Regions from separate parts of the Mus musculus genome. Here region 2 is linked to region 1. A link is a contact called in ENCODE Hi-C or POLR2A ChIA-PET data. All regions are on one chromosome and are shown on one strand. The core of a region is the stretch at or near the end of the contact, and the rest is flanking DNA. Distances in the headings are between cores, read along the strand shown.

The links. Hi-C counts contacts between places; a loop is a spot of excess contacts on that map. ChIA-PET counts read pairs that join two places held with the same protein, here RNA polymerase II (POLR2A).
Region 2: a loop to region 1 is called in a map of heart, with 2.3 times the contacts of the local background. The contact joins the promoter of Sash3 here to the promoter of Zdhhc9 in region 1. A Hi-C loop is called at or near these places in 3 of 37 maps with a recorded cell type or tissue (T-helper 1 cell, heart and v-Abl transformed pro-B cells). POLR2A ChIA-PET finds 5 or more read pairs at or near these places in 1 of 5 experiments (embryonic stem cell).

The regions. Positions count from the first base shown.
Region 1 is chrX:48,205,342-48,211,167 of GRCm38, reverse strand. Zdhhc9 (zinc finger, DHHC domain containing 9) reads left to right here and starts at 2,466. Exons shown (of 10, transcript NM_172465.4): 1 at 2,466-2,688; 2 at 4,211-4,500. The coding sequence starts at 4,334.
Region 2 is chrX:48,143,171-48,148,996 of GRCm38, reverse strand. Sash3 (SAM and SH3 domain containing 3) reads right to left here and starts at 2,561. Exons shown (of 8, transcript NM_028773.4): 1 at 2,280-2,561. The coding sequence starts at 2,336.

The sequences.
Region 1 (5,826 bases), core at 1,217-3,716:
ATGCCATAAACATGAAGACAAATCCTTTAAAAAATAGCATGCCAGAACATACATCACTAAGCCATGAGCTGTCTTATAAAATGGAAGGCTGCCCCTAGATTCTAGTGGTGTTTCTAGTGCTCCTTGGATGCTAGTGGTGTTTCTAGTGCACCTTCCCTTCAAAAGACCTAACAAGGATTTGGATGCATAAAGTAGGGAAGTTTGTGGAAAATAGCAAAGGGAAGAAAAAGAAAAGAGGAAAGGAAAACCAACTCGCAGTCTATAGTTTTTTATTAAGAATTAAAGGATTTTTGTAAAATGATTTAATTGTGTAGGAAGATGTGCTATGAAATGCTTATCCATATAGAATTTCTTGAATTTTCTTTCAGTAGTGAGCAAGACTAGCAACAAATTGTAATAAAACAAGCCTGATTTACAAAACTACTTAATCCCAGAGGGAATGTGACCCAGGCCAGGGAAGGGCAGAGCTCAGGAATGCATTGCCCTGTTATGCTCATTCCAGAACTTCCTAGGCTTCACCTGCATCTGAGCGGTGATCAAAGCATGTTTTGCTTTGGTCACTTCATTTTGATTGCTCTACACTCACAAGAATGGCAGCCAGGCTGAGCATGCGATTCCTAAGGGCATCTCATGTGCACAGGCTTTGGAATTCAGAGAGCTGATAGGGCCATGAGAAATTCCTGTCCTTTCCATGCCAAGTGTGTACTAATACTGGTAGCCTCCAGGAATTGGAGGCAATAATGCTGGTCATAGGCTTCATAAGAAATAACCCGATGATTATAGTCAGCATGAGCACTCAGGAACAATGGGAGCTTTATGAAGACACACTTTCAACTACAAATTAGTTATAACACATTTCTCTTGTAAGACAATTGGGTCACGGTTTTTAATTCCTTTAAATTTTTTGGTGGAAAGATATCATAAATGTTTTAAGAATAATCATTATAAAGAATTTTGTTTTAATATTATATGGGAGCAAAATACTATAAAAGAATAATAATTCTTTTTTTTTTTTAAAGATTTATTTATTTATTATATGTAAGTACACTGTAGCTGTCTTCAGACACTCCAGAAGAGGGCGTCAGATCTCATTACGGATGGTTGTGAGCCACCATGTGGTTGCTGGGATTTGAACTTTGGACCTTCGGAAGAACAATCGGGTGCTCTTACCCACTGAGCCATCTCACCAGCCCAAGAATAATAATTCTTGACCATGTATGTGGTCTCTCATTAAAACTACCACAAAGCTGCCTTTGGGAGAGCATTGGCAGTCACTTCTGAACTAATTCCAACTATTATTGGAAACCCTAGGAAAACTTTGGTCAAGCTCTAGGAAACCTGGGTTGATAACATAGTGTGGTAGGTAAGGAGAGGTCACTTTTAAACATCCCTCATATTATTTGGAAGGTAAGAACCAGTCATACTGGTGGAAACAGATCTGGTGCCTTGTAACATCCACCCTATAATATAATATAATATAATATAATATAATATAATATAATAGTGTGATTCTCAACTGTTTTCCCCACTCCAGTCTCAATTTTCTAAATGGTGTTACTAGCCGTTGATAGCAGAGGCTCAGTAACAGTAACTAACTGCCAGGAGGCACCAGAAGGAAAGAATCAATCTGGTTGATGTATGAAAATTCTGCCTTGGATGCCCCTCCCTTTGTTATCATAATATCTCCAGTTCTTTTGTTTTGTGCATTTGAACCAGGATCTTTCTATGTAGCCCTGGCTGGCATGGAACTCAAATGTCAGACCAGGGTGGCTTCAAATCTTCTTGCCTTAGCTTCACCACACCCAACAAGATCTCAAATTCTAATAGAAAATAGAAATTAACTACCTTTTGGCAATCTTTGCATCATTATCTACCTGGAAATATTTATGTTGTCTCAGTGGAGTTCCTCCAACTTCCTTAATGTCAATGACTTGTTTTCAATATCACAAAATGACATTCTCAGATATGGTTATCTCTTTTCATATTCTTTTTCTGTTCTGAAAGCCCTCGAGATTGCGTGGGAGTCCGAGGCTTCTGAATGGGACTTAGGCGGCAGAGAATGTAACGTTAAGATGCCCACGAACAGACCTTGGTCAATTTAAAGGCAAACGGCAGTGGAGAGGCCCAGGGTAAGACGGAATTCAGGGTTAGAGTCCGGATTTGTGAGCTAGTGTTGCTTCAGTGTGTTTGTGGGGAGGCTGCTCTTGGCTCCTCCCTTGTCCGGTCCACACCACCTTACGCCTCCGCTTTTGCGTAACTATATTAATAGACGAGAACACTTCGCGTCCTGGTGCTCAGACCCCAGAGAGAAGCTGGCTGGAGCTTGGCAGGTGGGCTTGTAGCAAGGAGATGGGTGGGGGGAGTGGGCGGAGGGATTCTGGAGTGACGTTCGAAGTAGCCAATGGTAGTACGCGTTGGGGGCGGGATGGAGACATTGTGATCGTTTAGCCAATGGAGGACGAGCAACTACTGGAGCGACCTGGTGACGTGAGGAGCGTTCCATTCCGCCAGCGGTGGGCGGTTGCCACAGCTGGTTTAGGGCCCCGACTATTGGGGCCCCTTGTCAGGAGGAGGCACCCTCCCTGTCAGGGAGAAGTCGCTACCACCTCTGGCTGCTGACGAGATCCCCCGGGACAGTGTGCACTTTCTGCCCCCAGTTGCCGGCCGAGTTCAGTGTCCCTTGTTCAGGTAACAAGGGGTGGGGGTGGGGGTCTCCGGGGCTCGGCTCTCTGGAGGGCTGCATCCCCCTTCAGCTCCGCCGGGACCCAGGGACGTTGGCACCGCCCTGCTCAGCTCGCCAGCCACGGAGCCCCTGGCCGGGGGTGACTACACGTGGCGGGGCGTGTGTGAGTGTGTACGAGCGTGTGGACGCGTGTGCGTGTGGATGTGGCGCGCGTCCCAGCCAGCCTGGGGCGGTGGTCGGCTGCGTGGCGGAGGCAGGGCGGGCCTCCTGAGGACGAGCCCGCTGCACAGCCCTGGCTTCTGGCGCTAAGCTGCTGAACCAGGTCGCTGCTTTCTGACGGATTTTAATTTTCCTTCTCCCAGGTTGGGTCCCCCTTCCTAGTCTGTGTTCTTCTGCTGGGTCAGTTTATGGAGGCGGGGGGAGGGGGGAGATTGTTTTCCAGGTTAGTTTTACACAAAGGAAGTGATCTTTGCACCTCTGGGGCCCCCTCCCCTTTCCCAAGCCTTACACCTTTCCATCTTGTTGCTAGGCTCTTAGTCCCCTTTTGGACCTTTGCCCTCTCTAGCTCGGGAATGCTCTCTGGCTGGTTGTTTCTTGCTCATCGGGCTGCAGGCTTCCGCCTCATTCTTGCCAGCATGGGGCATGTGGTGCCAGTAAGTAGAGGACACAGCCCAGCACCTGAGAGAAGAGGAGGATGACAGTGGCTGGGAAAGGCGAGGCCCGGAAATCCAGGATGCTGAATGGAGCTATGATACTGGTGAAATGTCCTAGAAAGCCCCCAAGGGACTTTTCTTAGCTGCTGCCACCGCCCTCAGCCACCCCCAACCCCAGCATCAGTTGCCAACCATCCCAGGATCTCTCCTGTTTAAGGAAGCCTTTTTATCTACAATATGATGTGGGCTCACAAATGTTAAACTAGACCAGCCAGAAGATTTCATTTCGGACTCCAGAAGTTACAGAAGGTTTGATTAGGGGAAATCTGTTTTGTGGAAATACAATGTGTGTATGCTTCCAGAATGCCCTGAACAGCTTACCCCAGCCAGAGGGTTACTTGTTCCTTCCTGTGAGTAATATTTGAATATTGAAGAAAGAAGGAGAGGTAGAGGAGGTATGGGAAGGGCTACTTAGGGACAAAGGACAACAACAACAACAACAAACATTATTTTTATAGATATCTTTCTTTAGGTGACTAAAGAACATGGTGGTACAGTAGAAAGTACAAAGGGTGGCTACTTCCAGAATTCCTACTTATTTCCAAGACTCATATCATCATAGCTCATCAAAATCACCAGCATGGGTTTAGAAACAGGATTGATTAAGAAATATCAGTCCCCTCCCCCTCTGGAGAACTGGTTTGTTTGTTTGTTTGTTTGTTTTCCTCCTTAGAGACCAAACAGAGATCAGAAATAAAATTTTCAAACTTTCCTGCTCTTTCAAGCAGTGCTCATCTTTCTGTCTTTGGGAAATGAGGGTTCAGTTGTATTTTGTCACTCTTGTCTCAACACCTTACCCCTTTCTTTTTCTTAGGGCTCTTGATAATGTTTGACCCAGTGGCAACACTAGTAGACGACCTGATTTTAAAGCTGACCTCAGCCTCTGCATCTTCTCTCGAGTAGTCCCAAAGCCCATCTTGGACCAGGAACTGTAATCATGTCTGTGATGGTGGTAAGAAAGAAGGTGACACGGAAATGGGAGAAACTCCCAGGCAGGAACACCTTCTGCTGTGATGGCCGCGTCATGATGGCCCGGCAAAAGGGCATCTTCTACCTGACCCTCTTCCTCATCCTGGGGACATGTACACTCTTCTTTGCCTTCGAGTGAGTTTTCATTGAACACAATTGTCTCCTTATGGTTAATTTGGGTCCAAGGAATGACAGTACCTCCTGGGCATTTGTGGTGGTTCTTGCATGATTTTACTCTTCTGTTGAACGATATCTATAGGTTGTGTTTAATTGAATTCACTACTTTGTGGTTATAGTAGAATATGCACTTCCTAAAAAGGCCAAGAATTTTAATATCAATTTCATAGTCCTGATGTGGGGATATTCCTGACAAAGTTTGTCATAAAAATTCACGTCCTTTCACTGACAGTAACTTAATGATAAATGACTTCTTTTCAACCCTTCCCAACTCTGGGAGTAACCCTTGTTGTTATAACACCCCTCACCAATATCCACTTCATCTGCTATTCAGGGTACCATTTCTGTAAGCCCTAGTTCTTACCTAGCTGTTCATTTGAAAACCAAACTGAGTTGAGAACCTGAAGATTGGTCCCAGCATCAGCTGTACCACAAGGGAGCTGTGGGAACGCCATATAGGTGCTTTTGAAATGTGGGTTGTTCTTTCTTTCCAAAATCACTCAGCATCCCAAGGCTACATAGAGAAACTCTGTCTCAAAAAAAAAAAAACAAAACAAAACAAAAAACCACTGAGTATAAAAAAAATTATAAATGTTCTGTGTAAGCCTGATGCTAGCTTTGGGGTTACTTTTTTATGCAATGTTGTACCTAGTACTAGAGATACTGTTTGAAGCCTGTGTAGGTCACTGCTCCAGGGAGGTGGCCAGTTGGAGTCTAGTGTACTGTGTACTGTGGCATGATTACTGCATACGCAGAGAATGATTCCAGGCTCCAGGGATGGGAGCAGTGCTAATTGTTTTGGGATTACTGTATTAAGGAGGACCTTGAGGAAACAAGAGGTGTATGTGTGTCTACTGAGGCCACACCTGATGTGAGCCTGCCATGGGTGACCTGGAAACAGATTTCTCATCCTGGGGTGTGGTTGGCAGATGCCAGGGGGTGCTCCTCAACCAAATGGAGCTGCAGCCCCCTGGGACTCACTTTTGCCTTTCTCTAAGGGCTCCAGGCTTTCGCTGTGCATCTCAGTGTGATTTGGAGGCTACTTTGCCAGCCTTTCTATGGTTGCGGCTGGCTTGAGGAACAGCAGTGGGAACAGTGTTATAATGCTCTATAACAGCGCTGGTAAAATAAGATCAAATGAACTCTTAGCTAAAGGTCCTTTTGTTGTTATTGCCTCTGACTTTGTGGACGTTTTCTGTGAAGTTAGGCAGGTTGCTGAAGGCTTCTTACCTCTTTTCATTCTGAGTTTTATAGCTCAGTGTGTGTGTGTGTGTGTGTGTGTGT
Region 2 (5,826 bases), core at 1,312-3,811, 62 kb after region 1:
TTGCAGTGAAAACTCCGCAAGCTAAACCGTGACTGAGGTACAGAGTGTAGCACGTGGCCGCTGACAAGCCTTCCCTCAGTGTGGCTCTCCATACCGTTAGGCCCTGCTTTCTGTACTTCAAGACTGGGACCTTGGTTTATTCTTTGCTGTGTGTCTGCTCCATCTGGGCTCATGCCAAAGCTAGCACCCCCTTGTAGGCAGAAGCACACACCGGAGAGGGTGCTCTCACAGCTATTATTCCAGTGAGCCCTACCTCCAGAGATCACCTTTTCTTTCAGAGGTGAAGAAACTGAGGCCCAGGGGAAGTACTGTCCAGGCTCCTATGGCAGAATGGGAGCATTCTAACTCCACTTTCTTGCCCTCTCTCCAGTACATTTTCATTGGCTGAAGGAGGAAAAGAGGCAGGAACAGGAGGGAGGAGCTTCCTTTGTCCCTGTATATTCCCTTCTATCACATCACCTCAGTTTCCAAAGGGAAGAGACTTGACTTCAGTCATCTGGCAATCAAAGATGAAGCTGGCTACTGTCTCTGGGCCTTGGGACGATGCCACATCTTCTGGAGGTTTGGTTGTGTTAAGGGCATTTTTATAGTATGGGGCTTGAATATGTAAAGGCAAACTCATCTGGCCTCCTGGAGGCTGCCAGAGGCCCTGGCAGGGGTGAGGTGCAGTTTGTGTGGACTAAAGGATGTGGACCACAGACTTTTCTAGAGGAAACCTGGAGGGATTCCCAGATGCAGGATCTGAGTAACTGGAGCCAAGAGAGAGGAAAGGGGTTTCTTATTCTGTAGGCCTTGGGGCACCTCTACCTGAGGTAGCTGCGGACTCTGGTGTCAGCTCTTTCTCAGACTTTTTCTTCCAGCTTGATTCTGCTGTGGTTTGGGGCCTACCAGGGTCTATATAGCAGTCTCTGTTTTTCTCATGAGCTTGAGAGCAAGGGGAAGTGGCTTTGCTCTTGAGGAGTGGCAGCCAATGACAAGCCTTTGGGGCCTAGTTTTGGCGGGGGTGGGGGGGTGGGGTGACAAGGCCCTGTGTGAATATTCACAAATCTTACCCTTCTCCACCTACCCGCCACTGCGATCTTACAGAAGCAGCTGAAGTGGAGAGAGTACAGCCGAAAGCGGCAGCCACCCAGATCCTGAGAGGTGGGACAGGATGCACACCCCAATGCTCTCAGCCTGTCTCTTAGTTGTCGCCCACTGCCTGGGAACTGTTCTGACAAGGGGGCATCCCCCCACAGTGCACCTGAGTTGAATTCCATGGAAAAATGGATAGGGCACAGTGAGAGTCCTGGAGGCCCCTGATTAAGGCTTGGGTGCTTGGATCTAGTCAGGCCTGCTTTGGACCATTCCTGTGGTCCACTTAGACATGCAGACTGGACAGGCTGATTGCCTGGGAGAGTCCTGACATAAAATGAACTCTATACATACAGCCAGGGAAACCTGGATATCAGAGTCTTCAAGAATCATTCAGTCTAGCTCCTGTCTCAGGAAGATGAACACTTCAGCCATTTTTGACAGCTACCTTCCTTCCTGGACTTTGAAATCCCCTTCCCTCCCCCAACGAACTTTTCCCCCTTAGCTCTCACACCTACTCACCATGCAAGTCATCAGCTCCATTTCTCATTCTTCATAAGTTCACTTGCCCAGAAAGAACCTGTTCAACCCCCCCCACACACACACACACACCACCACCACCACCTGAACTTTACGGCATTTGGGTGGGCTCTTTTCCTGAGTCTGAAATTTACTTACTGCTTCATCTCCAGTGGCCTGGGGGAGATGTTGTAGATCTGAGCCTAGTGGGAAATGGCTATGGCTCCTGCCAAAGAGTTAGGGAGTCTGTGACCACCTTGGCTGGGTAGGCTAGTAGGGCCCTTTGAATGAGGTAGTCCCCAGAGGACACACTCGAGCAAAAGCAACACAGAACCCGAGCTAGAGAGACAAAATTAATTACGCTCTTTGGATTCAATTTGAACACGACATTTTGTAACTCTCCAACTGATGTCTGTGGATTTAACTCTTATGTTCTTCAGTCTATCACTCTAGACTTCCAAAGGCCCAACTCATAGCTCTGTATTCCAGAGTTTAGAAAGTACCTTCAGTACTTTTACTACTCAAGTGAGCGTTGAGCCCCATCCCCTTGCTTTCTGGAAGAACCCTCACGTCCAAGCTCAACATAGAGCCTTGGTTCAACTTCCACCTTCTAAGAGTCCATGAAGGCCTTGGTAGAGAGTGTAGAGGAGAGAAGGAAGGAGTGTACGCTCAAAGATGCGCCTTACCTTTTTCTTCTGAGTGGGCTCTTTGTCACTGGCGTTGGAGGGTTTGCGACGCAACATGGTCCTCTACAGAAATGGCACTCCTGCTCTGTTCTCCAAGGAGCTAAGATGCAAAAATCTCTTGTTAAAGCCTCCCCAGCACCAGCCAGTTGGCACAGCATAGACTGAGCCTGGGGCTGCTACTCTTTACTGCTGCAGTGGCAGCTTGGGGGTGCGGGCCATGGACACCCAGCAGCAGCAGCATACAGGAAACCTTGCCACGTGACCTGCTCTTACAGCAATCATGGCCCCTGCCGGCCTCTAGGGAGGAAGGAAGTCCCAGCTTCAGTCTCCAGAGATTCTGATGCAGACAGACCTTGAGTTGAACAGTCAGAGAAAAGCCCCAATCCTGTTGTCTCCGGTCATCCACTACAGTCCTTTCATGTTCTGGCTTATTTGGGCTTTACACTCACTGACTAAACCTCTGAAATCAGAAGGTGAACAATCTCCCTGCCTGTTGAGTAAATGCCCCCAGTCTATTTGCATCTTCCAAGTCATTACTGCGATCACGATTACCATTACTGTCACTCCTGTGGCCATCATCTTGATGGTTATCACTACTGCTACCATTACCAGATAGCCATTACTACAACCGTGACTACCACCACTCCCCACGCCCCAGCCATCATCCCTCCTACCATCCCTACTGCCGTCAGTATACCTTAGCTATGATTGGTAAAGCTCTCATCTCTTCAGAGATTTCTACTGCTTCATCATCCTTAGAGTGGTCACCTTTACAGATGCTATAGTCATTTCCATGATGCTCTCATCCCTACAACCTTCAATAGCCCTGTATCCACTGTTTCTAAAGCTATCAATCCAGCAACTATCCACATTTCCATCAGCACACATATGGTTTTCAGTCTAGATGAGGTGTGCCTACACACAACAACCCCTCAGGTCATACAAGAACAACTGAGAAATGTTTGAAGGCAATGCCACGTCAACAGCAGGTGCCCCATTCAAAAGGCATTCATCAACTGCCTGGGCATTGCGCCCATCTTGTGGGTTACATTCAGCACATGATGGTGATGATGATGATAATGATGACAATGGCAATGTTGATTTGCAGTGCTTAGGGGTCTCACCTATGGCTTACCCATGCCAGGTAAGTTTACTACCATTGAGCAATTGCGGTAGATGTTTAAGTACTTTCAATGATTCCTGTTCACTACAAAGCAACTGGTATGTATCATTTACACTTTATCAAATACAGATGACAATAAAATGAAATTTCAAAAAAGTCTCCATAATTGGATTTCACACTGTTTAGGTAAATATCCTTTACTGTTTTCAGCACCTAGCACCTCTCTCTAGACAGAAATTTACTTCTTACAAAGAATCACACCCGTACAGGACGAAAAACATTGGTTTGGGGAGATTTGGAAAAATTGGAGGGACAGATAACTAAGGACATATAGAACATTTTGGAGGTGATGAATAAGTTTGTTTATTGTGATTGTGGTAATAGTTTTAGGAATGTCTACATCAGGAAAACTATCTTGAATTTTTAATGAAAATAAACTCCCCATTTCTCCTGCTCAAGGCCTTACTGTGTGTCCCAGGCTGGCTTGGAACTTATGATGAGTGCTGGGATTATAGATGTGGACCACCATGACTGGCCGAACTAGTCTGGAACGGTTATTTTTCATGTGGACATGCGTGTGTATGTGTGCACACTCAGGATGCGTTCTCAGCTGTGCGTTCACATCTGGGGGTAGCAGTCGATGCTCTATTACTCTCTACCTTAGTTTTGGGGAAAGGGGCCCTCGCCACATCTGGAGCTGATGGTTTTCAGCTAGACTGGCTGGCTAGTGACCTTCTGGGATCCATAGGTCTCTGCTTTCCCCATTCAGGGCTGGAGTTATAGATATCTGTCTATCACCCAGCTTTTATGTAGGTTCCAGGGATACAAACTCAAGTATTCGTGCTTTTACAACACGCTCTTTCCTCAACGAATCATCTTCTTAGCCTGAATGATACGATTTTTTTTTTACATGGCTGATTAGCATTCAGTTGTCTGAACCCACAATAATTATCTTGCCTTGGTTGATTTTTTAAAAAATGTACAAGTACTTATTGAATGTCCTTAAGGTAAATACTCAGTCACATGTATAAGTTTATGATTAGGCTAAGTGTCTAGAAAGTTTGGAATTGCTGGGGTAAGGGATGCTCACCGCCCCCCCCCCTTGATTCAAAGATAGTTTTATTCTTACACTAAGAGAATTCTTCAAAGAATGTAGAAGAGAACTATTAAGAATTGAACCCTCAAAGCGACGTGAAACTGAATATTTATTTTCAGTGAGGAGTATATCTTACCTGGTCCATGCCCTGCCTACAACTTTCATTTCCTAACCTCATACATCACTATAAAGAAATCAAACGATTCACCTTTGCAAGGCTTTCGTTTCTGTGACACTTGTGAAATCCTGAGCAAGCCTGTCCTGGCTCCCAAGATGTTCTCGTGACTTCCTCCCTGGGCCCTAAGGCCTTCAGTTCATCTGCCTTTGAGCTAAGGAAAGAAGGTCAAAGTCCATCTCTCTCAAGATAAAACCATATTTCCTCTGGCTCTAGTTCAGCCGAACTACCAGGCTGACTCATGAAAAGATTCTGCGTTCTACAGCCCTTTATTTATTGGCTTGAGTTTTTCGGACGGAAAGTCTTTCCTTGACTGCCTAGGGGTACGAACGTATCAAAGAGCTAAGGCTTCGCAGGATGTTTAGAAGCCCGAAAGCTAGGAGGTGGGATGAGCCATCTAGCCTGTGGGAGTTCAAGTGTGATCCTAGGTTGAAGGTCATCCTTTCCGGAGTCTGGGATAGAATGTTGCTGGCGTTTGTCCAGGGATACCTGAGACTTACCAAGCCTGGGGGGGGGGGGGGGGGATACTTGAGGCTTCGGAGACCAGAAGCCTCGGAAGGTGGGAGCAGCTCACAGAACCTTCCGCGCCTGCTCAGAGTCCCTGGCCAGGCAGGGCTCAGGATGTGCCCGCTTCCTGTTTGCCCAGCCCCCAGCGGCAAGCACAGCTCACAAACTAACCGCAGAACCTTCAGATGCTGTCAGCAACCAGGGTAGGCGTTGGGCTACTGAGGCCTGGGAAAGGGATAGGGGTAAAGTGGGAGGTGAGGGCATTCTGGACAGAATACAGAGGTGGCCGACCCTCCTCAGACAGGCGGGGCAAGTGTTCTCAGCCCCTCCCCTTCTCTTTTAGATTTGCATAAGACTCGGTCCACAGCCTGTGTTCTGGGCATCCGTGGTCTCTCTCCCGCAAGCATACTTGCCTTCCTCCAGCCTTTCTTTCAGTAGGTCACCCTGGCTAGAGTCCCAGTGGGTCAAGCTCCAGGAAGCTAATGGATCCTAAATGCTTTCTTAATAGGCTTCTACACCATATTTGCAGTTTCTAGGTTCCATTCCAGGTACACAGCAAGCACAGCTTAAGTAGTGACCCAGGGCAAAATAGTTCAATGAACAAGGCCACCTCATACTTGATAATGGGCTGGCAGGCAGGACTCAG